2 separate regions of the Mus musculus genome follow, and region 2 is linked to region 1. A link is a loop called in an ENCODE intact Hi-C map of the cell type or tissue named here. Cell type or tissue: heart. All regions are shown on one strand. Links, peaks and the distances in the headings refer to the core of each region. The heading gives the core; the rest is flanking DNA.

The links. Hi-C counts contacts between places; a loop is a spot of excess contacts. Peaks named below come from ENCODE experiments on the same cell type or tissue, not always from the same donor. Only the 100,000 strongest peaks of a DNase experiment are listed, where the experiment ranks them.
Region 2: a loop joins it to region 1, with 4 times the contacts of the local background. A loop is called at or near these places in 19 of 42 quality-filtered maps.

The regions. Positions count from the first base shown.
Region 1 is chrX:56,269,405-56,277,069 of GRCm38, reverse strand. No RefSeq gene overlaps it. Among named protein-coding and RNA genes, the nearest start is that of Gm35953, 20 kb to the left of the region's middle. In heart, for the core only: a CTCF peak has its summit at 2,725 (motif pointing left); no DNase peak of the experiment used is centred there.
Region 2 is chrX:56,342,776-56,350,440 of GRCm38, reverse strand. Zfp449 (zinc finger protein 449) reads right to left here and starts at 4,044. Exons shown (of 5, transcript NM_030139.5): 1 at 4,002-4,044; 2 at 1,713-2,158. The coding sequence starts at 2,066. Gm38625 (a long non-coding RNA gene) reads left to right here and starts at 4,045. Exons shown (of 3, transcript XR_878111.3): 1 at 4,045-4,264; 2 at 5,300-5,365; 3 at 5,904-6,321. In heart, for the core only: no CTCF peak of the experiment used is centred there; DNase peaks (open chromatin) are centred at 3,390 and 4,050; H3K4me3 peaks cover 1,451 bases; H3K27ac peaks cover 1,369 bases.

The DNA of each region.
Region 1 (7,665 bases), core at 821-5,820:
GTGTTTCTTGAAGACTTGTATCTTATGGTCCAGAGCAAAAACATGTAATGTACACTTGAGGAGGGTGGTCTGGGGACTTGGAGGGTATTTCCATGTATTAAATGCATACCAGGTCTCTGGTGCTATGTCAGGGTAATGGTGCTCCTTAGGCTACATGCTCATCTTTTTGTTCTCATACACATTTGGGAACCATATTTTTCAGTACCACAGAGCAAATGTTACAGGTGCTTAGCTTTTAAACTCTCAGTAAACACAGAATGCTCAATTTTGGACCTTGGAGCAGCCTGTTCTCTCAAAGCAAGTCAGAGAATGCTTAGCCCTATGAGCCCAATCCTTGCTTTTTATTTTGAGAGTGGAGGGAAACTGGTCTTTCCTGTAATGGTTTTGCAATTAGAGATTCTGGTGTCAGCAGGGCTTACTTGTCACCCTATTGAGGTTGCCCATCTGTAATAGCAAGGGAAAGGGGGAGGGGAATCAGTACCCCTATGGCTCAAAGAAGTGTAGAACACCACTGCACACTGCCCCCTTGTGGGAGCTGTCCCTGTCACATTTTGAAGAGGAACAGTGCTCCTCCAAGAATCTCCAGGCAATTGAACTGCATTCCTCTGGATGCTGTCAGACCCAGCCTCCAGGTGTGGACTGACTATCCTTTAGGACAGTCACTCACCCTCCAGACCCAAGTCTCTGCTTCTCTCTCAATTCTCCACAAAACAGGGCAGGGAATATCAAGATAAGGCAGACTTAACAATATATTTCAAAAGACTACCTTTAATTGACATCTCTAATGCTGTGCACAAGAAACAGGAGATTGTGAGTTGACTTCAAAGAGTAACATATGAGGTTCATCTAGAAAATCAGGTGTCTATTGAGAATAGCACTGGACTTTATAGAATTTGGTCCTCCATGTCTTTCCTACTATTTCCCCATCTTAACAAGTAAGGTGTGAAGGCAGGAGGTGGTGGAAGAGTGCTGTCATCAGAGGCTAGATCTCCAGGGATGCTTGTCCACTCTGTGACTTCAAGATATCCATGTCACAGTGGTACCTGGTTAGCAAAGAAGCCTTTGTAGTGCCCCAAAGAAGGAAGAAGGGAGGATGACCATGGCCCTCCTTTCAGGATTTGCACTTTAAAGCTGAGACATACTGTAAAAACTCATGTCTTTCTGACGTTTACCCCATGGAATGCCCAGAGAATGTCTCAGTCTCTTGGTGGGATGTTTTTAGACATGACTGGAAATGCTTTTATGCTAATCTGTCTAGTCTCAGATGCTTGGCTAGTAAGTGTGCTAGTAACCTTTTGCCAACTTGTCACAAACCTAGAGTCACCCAGGAAGAGGGAACTTCAAGTAGGATCTGCCTACATTAGATGGGGATATAGCCATGTTTATTTGTTTTTTTTTTAGAAAAATGTTTCTTTAAATTTTTTCATATAATATGGTTTGAACGTCCCCTCATCATCTCCCTACCATCCAACTCAGAGACACAGTGAAACTAACAGAAGTTATGGACCAAACGGATTTAATAGTTACCTATAGAACATCTCACCCTAAAACAAGAACACACATGGTATGTACTCACTGTTAATTGGATATTAGACAACGAACATGGAATACCTATGATACAACTCATTGGTACTATCCATCACCTCCACCTCTGGTCAGTATTGTCTTTCTGACTCATCTTTGCATAGATTCCTGAACCTTGAATGGGAGAACTTGGTAAAGACATTCTCTTTAAGGCCTAGTGATCCAAGTCTCTCACTCTCTGTGCATTGTCCAGTTGTGGCGCTCTGTGTTTATTACCACCTTCTGTAGGAAAAGTCACCTCTGATGAAGGCTGAGTGATATACACTAACATATGGGTAGAACAATTAGGAGTCACTAGAAGTCATTTTACTGCTGTGTTCATTTAGCACAATTAATAATAACAGATTTTCACCTATGGTTTCATGCTCTCATCAGCAGATCTCCAGAGATGCTTGTCCAATCTGTGACTTCAAGATATCTGTGTCACAGTGGTATCTGGTTAGCAAAGAAGCCTTTGTAGCACCTCAAAGCAGGAAGAAGGAGGGATGACCATGGTCCTTCTTTCATCATTTACACTTTAAAGCTGAGAAACAATGTAAAAACTCATGTCATTCTGACATATACACCATGGAATGTCCAGAGAATGTCTCAGTCCCTTGCTGTAATGGTTTTAGACATGACTGGAAATGCTTTTATGTTAATCTGTCTAGTCTCAGATGCTTGGCCTGAGATCCCCTCCCCATTTAACCCTTCTATATTAGTTTCTTCTTTATTCCTTTATACACTATACTCTATTTCCCCTTCCTTGGAAGATCTCCTCCTCCTTCATGGTCCCTTACAAGATAGCTCATCTCTGTTATTCTAAATGAAACACACACATATATCAAGCTTACAAGCTAACTCCATACATAGGTGAAAACATGTAATTTCTGTCTTTCTGGATCTGCTTTGCCTGTTGGGCATTTTCCTGATTAACAGTTGATGGGAAAGGATACAGTACACAGTGAGTGGTGTTATCCCTGCAAAGATGGTGAGAAAATATATAAGAAAGCAAGCTGAAGGTGGGGCTTGAAAGATGACTCAGTGTTTAAGAACACTGGCTGCTCTTTTAGAAGGCCAGGGTTTGACTCCCAGAACTCAGGTGGCAGCTCACAGCCACATGTAGCTTCATATCAAGGTATCAAGCGCCCTCTTCTGGCCTCTGTGAAAACTGGACAAACAGAGCCCACAGACATCCATCCAAGCAAAACACTCTTATAATGTTTATAATACTTAGATATAATAAATATGTTATTAAAATAAAAGTTAAAAGAAGTTTTTAAGTTTTGTAAGAAGAAAAGCTGAGAAAAGTGAGCTGAGGAAGCAAGTCAATAAGCAGCCTTTCTCCATGTACCCTGCCTATGATCCTACATGGCTTCCTGCCATGACTTCCCTCAGTGATGGAGAACAATGTAGAAGTATAACACAAACTAAGCCTTTTCCAAAAGGAAGGGAGGAGAGAGGGATGGGATTGGGATTTGTTGAAGGATAACTGGGAAGCGAGCTATCATTGAAAATGTAAATAAATACCCAAATGAATGATAAAAAAATATAAGTCCTGTCAGGAATTCCGATGTGACAATGTGAAACTGCTCATCCACAATCTCCTGAGCTCACATGGGTGGGGCATAGGCATGAGTGTGTTCTGGCTGTGCCTGCAGGCATCAACTCTGTGGAGTTCAACCCTGACTTCTTGGCACAGATGATCCCCAAAGTGAAGTGGGCAGTGCTTGTGCAGGCAGCAGACAACTCAATCTTGGCCAAGGTACCCAAAGAGCAAACTGATGGCTATGAACAGGACGAGATGTTTTTGAGGAAGTTGCACCCACGTGTGGCTTGAGATGGATGTACTGGAGGGTACCCTGCAAAGCGCAGAATCTGGTCGTCTTTTCCCCATCAGCCACAGGATCCCCAATATGCTGTTGAATGATGAGGAGACTGAGAGGTAACCTTGCTAGCCACCACACTGGGAGGTGGGAGTGGTTGTGTGGGTGGAGGAATAGCCTCATAGAAGCAGGGGGAGAGGGAAGGGATAGGGGGCATCTGGGAGGGTGGGAAACTGTGAAAATGGACAACATTTGAAATGTAAATAAAGAAAATATCCAATTAAAAAAAAAGACCAACCAAAGAGTACACAGGGAGGGGCCCATGGCTCCAGCTGCATATGTAGCAGAGGATGGCCTAGTTGGACACTAGTGAGAGGTGAGGCTCCTGGTCCTGAGAGGTCTCAATGCCCCAGTGTAAGAGAATGCCAGGACAGGGAAGCAAGAGTGGGTAGGTTGGTGAGTAGGGGGAGGAGGGATGGGATAGGAGGTTTTTGGAGGGGAAACCAGGAAAGGGGATAACATCTGAAATGTAAATAAAGAAATTATCGAATAAAATAAAATAAAATAAACCAACTGGGGAACAATAAGTTAATAGCAGAAAAAAAAATCAAAGAAAGCAAAGCACATGGAGGAATGCAGAAGAGCACTGGTCCCAAAGACAGCCCTGTCCTAATGATACTACAGCACATTGTTTCACAAAATGGATTCTGAACATGTCCTCAGATAGGGCCTTTGACTGTACTCTCTAGGTTATCCCTATATGATCACAAGAAACAAAAGGAAGCAAGAAGATGAATGTCAGAAGCAGATCTTAGACTGATGCCAAGGCCAGGCCGGGAGGCACACCAGGCTTTCTGTTTTCAAGCTTCCAGAGAGTGGTTCTCCACCTTCCTAATGCTGCAGTTTTTTAAAATATATATACTTCCTTATGCTGTGCTGAGCCTCAACCATAAAATTATTTTTTTGCTACTTCATAACTGTAATTTCCTACTGTTATTAATTTTAACATAAATATCTGACATACCGATAGTCTTAGACAACTCCTGTGAAAGCATCACAAGGACTCGCAACCTACAGGTTGCCAACCGTGGTGCCAGGCACTAGTAAAACTAGCCAGCCCCTTGATTTTTACACTTTCTGCCTTCCAGAACTTTACTAGAATAGATGTGCTCTATTTTAGCTGTCTAAGCATGTGATCATCTGTAACACTAACTGGAAACACACATACCCAAGTGGATGAATGGGTCTATTTTTCCTGCCCTGGAATCTTGGCAGATTTGAGTCAGGTCTAACCAAATGGAAGAGAAAGGATGCTGGATGAATTCCTACTCTAAGTCATCGGAGTCAACAGGGATTCCATTTTGTTCTCATGGAGAATGGGGAGGATTTGTTCTCCATTTAAAAGGTCCTTACATTCACAAATTTGATGCCTGCCTGTCTATTTGAGTGTGCTTTGTACTTTTGTCTGCTGTGTGTTGTGTTCTGTGTCCTTGGTTACTAACTCTACGGTCCTTACCATACTTGCAAAATGAAACTCTCCTCAGTTTGCAAACCTTTCATATTTGTTCTCTGTATACAATATGATTCTTTTGAAAAAATCAGTTTATGAGTCCTTTGTACCAACAAAAAGATCAAAATTTCTGGTAAGATGCTTTTAATTGTAAATACATCTTTTCATTCAATACATTCTGATTACTGTCCTCCCAACTCCTTCTACATTCTCTCTACTTCTCCACTCACCCAAATTCACACCTTTCTTTTTCCCTTTATTAGAATACAAACAGGCATCTAAATAATAATGATACTAATAATGATAGTAATAACAACAATAATGGAAGTGACAGGATGATAAACAATGTCAATGGCTCATTGAAACTTTGGATGCTACATTTTCTATGCTCATGTTGGTTTGCTAGGTGAGTTTTGACATGATGAATGAACAGGCACGTTTCAGACGCTGTAAAGAAGTAAAGCTCAAGGAACGTATTAGATGGCTCACTGGGTAAGGGGACTTGCCACTCAAGGCTGAGTGCCTGAACTTCATCTCTGAAACATATACATGGTAGGAGAAGAGGATAGGCTCTTCCATGTTGTCCTGCAATCTCTACATATGTGCGGTGGTGTGTGCATAGTTACACACATATGTCCACACTCAAACACATGCACACACAATGTAAATACATTAAAATGTATAGAGTAATATAAAAACAAGCATACCTCCAACAGGAAGTTTCAGAGAGACTCCCATGCAGATGGGAGGTTTTACACCTACTTTCCCACAAGTAAGTCTTGGCTTGAAGCACTTGCCTGGGATTCCTGAAGAGTTGGTTTTTCTCGGCAAATCTGTGGAAGCCTTCCTGTATTCTGAGTGCCCTAGATGCTGCTGACTCGGGGAAATGCACATGCCACATAGACTTCCCACAACTGCTGAAGGCAGGCCCTCCTTTCTTTCTTTTACTCTAGAAGTATCTTTTCCATTTTCTATACATCAGACAGTAGTAGTTTCCTTCCTGATGAACATGGCTCTGGTTTAGTTAAATAGATTTATTAGTTTCAAGTCAGACAATACCATATAAGTTCATTTCCAGAAGGGTTAAGTGGAATAGAATTTGTGTTGTGTATTACTAACTGAGATGTCAATATATAACCACAGAGCATTTTGAGGTGAGTGGAAAATATTTTTAAGTTTATAAAATGTATAATATTCCATACCAAATTTTCTATCAGACTGACTTTATATGTAAGATCAACTAAAAATAAACAGACAACTACCAAACAGTTAATGCATACAATATGGCAACGAATTGAAATAAAATGCTAATTTAGAAATGGGAAAAGATGACCAAGCTTTTATGCAATCTGCTTAATAGTATAAGTAAGAGAAACATCAGTTTTCTTCACATGCTCAGAATTTAAGAGGGGGAAAACATCCATGTGATAATCCACTTATATATACACAAAACTAAGCAAGATCCTCATAATTAAAATTATGGGTGTGTACACAATGCCTGATTCAATTTCTGTCATAGGAGCTAAAGCCCTGTTACTGCTGGCTCATCAGTCTCACTGTATTATTATTATTATTGTTCTTGTTCTTGTTGTTGTTGTTAAATAATTTAAATTTAAAATTTATTAAATTTCCATAGATGACATTCAAGAAATGTATAAAATCTTCTATATTGACCAGGGACAAATGACTCTGCTCTAAAGTGCCAGCTCTCTTTACCCATATTATTATCCAGTGACAGTGTGCACAAGCAGACCTGAGTGCCTGACAAAGTTGTCTTTTAGTTCCTCATTTAGCTCACAGCAGCATCTGTAAATCATTACTAAGTTCAGAAGCTCAGAATCTGCAGTTTCACTGACCAACTCCTCATCAATGACAGAAACTGTGGCTATGTACTGTGTTTATAGTTTATTCCTCAGGATGAAGGAAGAGCTGAAAGAAACTGATGCTCTAAAGGGCTTACCAAGAAACCTCCTTGGGAAATGCTAAGTTATGCAAAACTGTAATTTGACTAAAAGAGCACTGTGTCCACCAGGCCTGGAAGATGTAGAAACTGTAAAATGATTAAAGAGAAAAAAGTAAAGCTGTACTTGTAATATAAAGAAGAGTTTATGGTTACTGAGGGTGCATTTTTGTTAAGATTTGTTCAGCCTTCCTCCCACTGAGCTCTATTTCCATAGCAAATGGAGTGCAATTCTGCCAGGCCTTGTCTATCATCCATAGGAGTGGGTGAGTAGTCTTACTGCAACTATACTTGCCAAGACTGGGTGCTATCATGGGAGATCTCTTTTCTGAAGAGAAAGTGAGGAGGAGTGGATTGGAGAAAATCGGCACCAGGCCAGATTCTTTTTGGTGTTAGACAAAACTCATCTCATACGATTATTATCAAGGAGCTTTTTATTCTCTGAGTTCCTGGATTGAATTCACATTGCTGTGTGTGTTTTTGTTTGTGTGTGTGTATGTGTGATATGTGTGCAGGGCCCAAGGAGACCAGAAGACCTGGAGATACAGTTAGGGTTTTTTTTTGTTTGTTTGTTTGTTTTCGAGACAGGGTTTGTCTGTTTACCCCTGGCCCTGGCTGTCCTGAAACTCACTCTGTAGACCAGGCTGGCCTCAAACTCAGAAATCTGCCTGCCTCTGCCTCCGAAGTGCTGGGATTGAAGGCGTGTACCACCATTGCCTGGCAACAGGCAGTTTTTGAGCTACATTGGGTGCTATAAACAGAACGTGGGTTCTTCTGAAGGTTAACAGGTACTGTTGACCATTGAG
Region 2 (7,665 bases), core at 1,153-6,152, 73 kb before region 1:
GTCAACTAACCTGGACCCTTAGGGGCTAACAAAGACTGAATCACCAACCAAAGAGCAAGCAGGGGCTGGACCTAGGCCCCTGCACATATGTAACAGATGAGCAGCTTGGTCTTCATATGGGTCCCCCAACAACTGGAGCAGGGGCTGTCCCTGAGCCTGTTGCCTGCCTGCCTGCCTGTGGATCCTGCACCCCTACATGGACAGCCTTGCCTGGCCTCAGTGGGAGAGGATGCGCCTATTCCTGCAGCAACTTGATGTGCAGGGTGGGGAAGTGGGAGGTGTGGGAGGATGATAGTGGGGGGTTGACACCCAGAGAGGGACTTTTTCTAAGGGGAATCAGGGGAGGACTTACATGAAGGGTTAATGGGAGGAGAGAAAGTGCTGATACTGGGTTGTAACATGAATAGATAAATTTAATAAAAGAAAAAAAATGAACAACTAACCAACCAACCAACAAAACAAGTGTGTTGACTATACTAGGATGTGCTTATTACAGAATATACAATAGTAACCAACACAAATAATTACTAGCAAGTTATTCCACCTGCTCCTTCCTGTGTACAAAGTCTCTACAGGGAGTATGCATTTGATACTCACAGCTAATTTCAGCCCCACTGGCTACATTGTAAGCACTCACATACCAGGTGACTTCCTATGCAAGCCGCTACTTGGGCTGAAGTCAACAGCTCCAGCAAACCCCATCCCAAGCTCCAAGGCCTAATTAAGACTGCCAGGTGGAAGCTCTTGCTACGTCCTTATGGGAAGACTGCTCTGTGTTCAGCTTGCCCTGTGCTTACCTATGCCCTCCCTGAATAGAAGCTTCCAAAAGGTAGTTCTGAACAGAAGGCAATATGCTGGCATGCAGTGCTACTGGAATTGAATGGGTCAGAGACGGGCAGCACATCGCTTACAATGCAGATCTCTTCCTACACTCTCCCAAACATGCAACTCCTTCAAACCTACATGTAGATGAAAAGAACCTAGCAAGAACCACACCCTGCTAATCAGGTAGAAACTAAGTAACTTTTGCATATTTTTTTTATCACTTTTGCACAAATCAGAGAAAAAAACGCATTTTTTTTGCCATTTTGAAAAATCACATCATTGGGGACAACACTGCTCAAAGCCCTGGAACTTCAGGCAGAATTCCTGCTTCTCCCAACACAGTAATTGAAAGCAGAGGGGCTGGCGTGTGACCACTTCATGATGTCTTCCCCTGAAGAACAGACATATTGTAGAAAAAGTGTATCAGTTGACACTAAACTATGTTGCCTTCCCTTGCATTCTTTCCAGACTCTACTTGACTCAGTGACAGACAGATCATTCTGGAAAGAACCAAATAATACATAGTTTAGAATGTGTGGGCCGCACTTAACTCTTTCCTCTCCTCCTCCTTCTGTTTTGAAAAGCAATTCATTTACAAGGGCGACACAAGTAGGAACTTAGAGGTCACAGGCAATTATACTGTGGCAGGAGCTGGTGAGCACGCCATAGAGCCAAGCACTGGTAACTGTGATTGAAATTTCTAGATATGGATACACTGGAGAACCTCAGACCCATATGCTAATTCCAGCAGAAGAGAACACTGGAAAAGTCTCTGGAGAAGTCTTGGGGCTGTGGGATCAGAATCCAAATGTTGGATACAGACTCAACAGCCTGGGTACCTCTTTTTGCTCCCCTAAGAACAGAGACCCCACATTTTTTTTTCTCACCTGTGGTTCTGGTATCTCAAGCTCTCTTTGTAAGTCTTCAATGAGTGACACAACTCTTTCTCTATTGTCTGGGCAGTGTTCCCTCACCCAGGTCTCTATTTCTGTGGGCAGAATAGTTAGGAATTGCTCTAGCACAAGCAGTTCCAGGATTTGTTCCTTAGAACGCATCTTTGGCTTCAGCCACTGACAGCAAAGCTCCCAGAGTTTGTTGAATGCTTCATGAGGCCCGGCAGCTTCTGTGTACTGGAACTGCCTGAAACGCTGTCGGAAAACTTCACAGTCTGTGTCATACTCTTGCAGCACAGAGCCCTGATTCAAGGAGGCCTGGATTGCACAGCCCAGGGCCACAGCCATCACCTCTTCTAGCAGTTTACAGTTTATCTGGGGTCTATGTCTCAGAGTCCAGGTTTTTCCTCTCTGTAATAATCTGGGGGAGTCACTTACAGCTGAAGACAGGAAGACATGAAAAGGAGAGAGAGCAATGGTTACAACATGGCACACTCACCGTCCTTAGCTCAACGGAGCTGGCTTTCCTCCCACAGAGACTTAAAGGATCCCCTCACAGTCTTTCTGGGGGTTTCGAGAATCAGACCAAAGCTGGGGCCTTACTTCCCAGAAGAACACGTATAGGCACAATCAATTGTAGATACAGTTCAAATATTTACAAAATCTCCAGGAAACTCACATAGCCTCTAAATTCTAGCTAGAGTCTAGAAAGCTCTATCTTATATGACAAGGACACCAAATGGTATTGTAAGTTTAACCAAAAATTCAATTTGCTTCCTCCGATATGCCAGATAAATGTAAGGGGCTCAGTAAATCGCATTATCCAAAGCACTTCTCTAATATCTTACAGAGACAGGTAAGAACCCTGCCTTTTCTTAAGGCCCCACTGATTTAATTTAATTCCATTCCTACCCTAATTCCAAGTCATTCTATTTTTCTATATGGAGATTTCAAAAGAAATGTAGGAGGGACAATACGGTACTTCCTAAATAACTAATAGTGTCAAGATATTTTTAGTGCAATCTCTGAGGTCACAGGGTTGGTTGTATACATGTCTATCCAGGGCTCAGGACCTGAATATGCATATACACTATGCCCCCTCCCCCATCTACTGAGACAACTATTTTTTTTTTTTTTTTTGGTTTTTCGAGACAGGGTTTCTCTGTGTAGCCCTGGCTGTCCTGGAACTCACTTTGTAGACCAGGCTGGCCTTGAACTTAGAAATCCGCCTGCCTCTGCCTATACTTTTTTTTTTTTTTTTTTTTTTTTTGGTTGAGACAACTCTTATACCTGTCCTCTTTAAGGTTTTTGAAGAGGATTCAAGGAAAAGAGTCCGGAACCTCTTCCCACTCTGTCAACTGGACTGAAACTGACTTCATATCAACCATCACTGTAACAGTAACCTGTCCTTCTGTGCCAAATGTATTTAGGCATAATTTGCTGTGCAGTCCTCACACCCAAATGCCTCTGTTTACAACAAGCACATAACGATAGCATCAACGTCATAAAAAATAATCCTTCGAGGATCAAATGGCACAGAAAGTGAATAGCAGCCCGCCTGGCACAAGGCGAGAACTCAAGTGAAGTTTATTGCTGGTCAAGACTCCTTCCTAGGAAGCTTCTAGTTTCCTGAGCCCAGGCATGGAACCGTTGCTGGAGGATATCCAAGGATCTGCAGTCTGTTGGCTGGGGACCCAGTACTTAAGCTGCTCCAGTCGCACAGCTGGCTAGGGAAGCCTCTCCTGGCTGACCCAAAACCTTCCACCACGTCTACCAGGGAAGTGTTTCTCTAGGTTTCTTTCCTGGGCCCTACATAGTAAAAACTTCACTTCATTAAGGAACAGTGCCCCCCCCCCCCGCCCCCAAGCTTGCCTCTGAATCCACCCTCACAGGGCCTACCCGTAAGGCACCGTTAATCAAAGAGGGCACTTGGGGAAACAGCAGGCGTGACATGTCCCTGAAAAGCCTAAAAGCTGGTTTAAAACCCCATGCCAGTGTTAGGGACGTGGTGTCCAAGAGCTCTTGGATGACAATGTCCGACCACCCAGATGGGCACTCCCTGCCATCGTGGACTCCCAGCAAGGCCTGGCCAGGTCGCAGGGAGCGGCGGCGGGGTCCCTGAACGAATAGGAGCCCGCCGCTCCTCTTTGCTCCTGGGGCCTGGCTCCCAGGGCACATATGAAATTTGCCAGTTTGTGTGGCCCCAGCCTTGCAAAAAAGAGCCCCGTTACCCGCGCCCGCGCCCCAGGGACAGCCACGCCCTCTGTCCGCTCCGGGACTCACCGCCTCTGCGCCCACGGCTCTCCCAAGCTCACCGGCAACTGCCCAGGGCGCAGGCGCACAGCCGCGTTGAGTACTACAGCTCCCGGCAGGCTCCACGCCGCCCGCCGCTTTTAGAGCCCACTAGGATGCTGACGTGGGGGATGGCTGGGACTCTTCTAGTCTTCCACCTAGTTTCAAGCTGCATTGGAAGAGCTCCTATTTCCGGTCTTATAGCTTTATGGTCCTAGGGGATTGGGTGGGACGAGCCCCGAGTAGTGAGTCAAGTAAGAGCTACTTCCCAACAGCTTTAGATTAATTGATGCAGGTGGGGGAAAAACTTTGTTTAAAACAGCCCCTACCCACTCAGTGATTCCCTCGGGGAGGAGGTGGTTCTTGAGAAGGCATTTTTTAAAACTCAGATTTCAGGGTCCCTAACGACACCCTGGAGAGCAAAAGAGCTTAGAGCCATTTTAATAATAAAAAAAAAAAATTTGGGGGGGGGGATTCTGACTGATCTGTGTTGTCTGTGTGCCACAGTGACCTTGAATATACATCTTAGTTTTTTTTTTCCTCTTGTAAGCTTAGAGCTTCCATCTAGGGAACCCTCCTATTCCTCTCCACCTTCAACAGCCCCCAGTGGTCTCTGAAGTTTGAAGATTAGCCTTCTGGCATTATTTCAAGTCTTCCAATTGGTTCCCTGCTTTTCCTGCCCTTGAAAGCAAACTTTCCCTTCTCCTTTGTCAGTGAGTTGTAGTGAGACTTGGTCCAAGGGCCACTAAATACAATAGTGCTGATTGGGAAAAAATGCTCATTTTTGGTCCGAGGCTGGGGCTATTGGTCTGTGTGTGCCAGAATTTTAGCCCTAGGACTTTGTTTCTGCCTGAGAACCTGTATCTAGACCTGAGTGTGTCCAAGATAGCAAGGAAAAAAGCTGCTTGTTCTTGTTCCTCCTTGATGATCCGGTGGAAGCAAGACAGACATGGGAGGAGCGGTGTTGTTGGCAGGCACTGAAGACAGCTTCATCCAAGCCAAAGTTGTTCTCATTAGCTGAGGCCTGGAGCCCCTGACTCTCAAGTCCTGCAAAGCCACTGTTACTCTTACCAGGGCCCTAGTCATCTTTGAAGGAAGAGTAGCTCATCTCAACCAAGGTGTTATGGGAGCCTGATGATTCTTTGGGTCTGAGAGTCAAATGAAATTGCACAAAGGCAGGACCTATCCCCAGGGAACCCATCTCCATCCTAGAGGCTGCCCACCTATGCTTTTGAGAATTCGAAGGAACTACAATAATAATAATTTTTTAAAAAGTGTGATTTGTTTAGAGAGATCTTGGAAGCCTTGGAGAATGTGTTGAGGGAAGATTTCTCTGCTTCAAAGTTGGCCCCAAGGTAGGAGACAGCTCTGTTTGTTTTCTGTGTTTTGTGTTCATGTTGCTGTGTTTTCCTGTTTTCTTTTCCTGGGAATTGAACCTAGAATCTCACACATGCTCCTTCTTTTCTTCTTTTTAAAAATTATTCTTTGAAAATTTCATACCTTCATACAATATAATTGTATCATATTATCCATCCACCATTTTAAATTAACATATACTAATTGTGCAAGTAAAGATTTTACTTATGACATTTTCATGCGTGCGTGCCGTTGTTAGGAGGTTCATTGTTAGGTTAGGAGGTTCCTGAGTTCCGCCATCTCTAGAACGTGTTCCACCTTGCTGACAGGATCAAAACTGAGTTTAGGTTCCCAACCCTGGAACTCAACTCCTATCCTGCTTCTTCAAATATCTCATGACCAGTAAGGGATGTAAAGATGGAAGATGCTGTTATCCCGTTATCTAAACTAAGGCAAAGAAGTCATGAATGTGCAGCCTGTCTTGACGTAATTGACTACGTGCTGTTTATCCATTCTTTTGTGCATTTATCTCTCTAGATTCCAGGTCAGAGTCCAGGAGGGGACCTGACTGCAAAAGCTGACTCAAGGACCCTGGAACCAGGTGACCCAGATAAGGCCCAGTCACTAAGAGTAACTTCCTTGTGTCAAAGTAGGATTGGTCACCCGCATCTCCCTTGCTTGGTGCTCCCATTCTGTAACAATGTTGTACAATCTCCCTTTGGGAACACAGTACAGATCCCTAACTGTCTGCCTCTCTGAGAGCTCAGAAAACAGAGCTTCTTCCCCCCCCCCACCCCCAAAGCTGAGGACCGAACCCAGGGCCTTGCGCCTGGTAGGCAAGCGCTCTACCACTGAGCTAAATCCCTAACCCCCAGAGCTTTCATTTTTAAGCTTCGGAATCTGAAGTGAGTTTTCTCAGCGACCACCCCAAACCCCACACCATGTACTCTGGTCATATTCATCTGTCTTTTCTTTACCCTTTCTTGTTTCTAATAACTTTCCTTTCACATCAATTTTGTGAAAATTAATTTAATTTTTAAATTTTAACTTTTAATTTAAATTAATTTTGGGGTGTTTTTTTTTCAAGACAGGGTTTCTCTGTGTAACCCTGGCTGTCAGGGAACTCACTTTGTAGACCAGGCTGGCCTTGAACTCGGAAATCTGCCTGCCTCTGCCTCCCAAGTGCTGGGATTAAAGGCGTGTCACCACTTCCTGGCTTAAATTAATTTTTAATTTTTCTCTAGATGACACATATGATATCTTATTGCTTAATGTTATGATCTTCAGTTCTATCAATTTTGTGGCAATGCCTTAATTTAATTTTCCATTTTTTTGTTTTTGTTTTTGTTTTTTTGTTTTTGTTTTTGTTTTTTGTTTTGGTTTTTCGAGACACGGTTTCTCTGTGTAGCTCTGGCTGTCCTGGAACTCACTCTGTAGACCAGGGTGGCCTCGAACTCAGAAATCCACCTGCCTCTGCCTCCCGAGTGCTGGGATTAAAGGCGTGCACCACCACGCCCGGCTAATTTTCCATGTTTTTGTTTGTTAATTTTTTTTTTAGAAGATCCTCTTGTGTCGGCCTCCTAAATTGTAGGATTACAGGTGTGTACCCTCACATCTAGTTATAATTTCACCTTTTATGGTTGACCAAAAGTTCATTGTATGTATGTATGACCCTTTATTTACCCACTGACTCACGCATTGTCCATTCAGATTCTCCGGATTACTCTAAGAAGACCTGTCTCTAGCTGTGGTGCTTTAATAGCCTACTCAAGAAGATTCCTCCCCACATCTCAAGTGTAGTAAATAGTGTGGTATTGTTTTTGGCTTCCGCAGGAAGTCAGGGTTATTTCAATAAAAATACCAGCTGTGCCCTTAGATCAAAAAGTGCTTTCAAAACCTGCCTATTGCCTGCTATCTGTGTGTTGGGAAGTTGTAAAGTCCTGAGGCAAAGCAAGCTTTGCATATTCATGAACCTACAGCCACTTCAGTTGCCTACACAGTACCCGTGCAAGATCAAGCCAGTCAGCATTCCAGCGTGAGAAGGAGGTTCTTCCCATAACTGAAGAGCTATGATCACTTGCCAGCTCCTAGGGGAGGAACAGTCAGTTTTCTTTAAGTGTGTGGTCCCTGGTAGGACAAACAAGTTCTGGTGGATGTCCCCTCACCCCTGAGTCTATGGGCAGCACAATTTGAACGTGTGTGGGTTATTAAATAAGAAGAGGACATAAAGTTGTCAAGGTAGGAGTGGCTCTTGGGAGTGGAAATGATCAAAATATCTTGTATGCATGTATGATGTCAA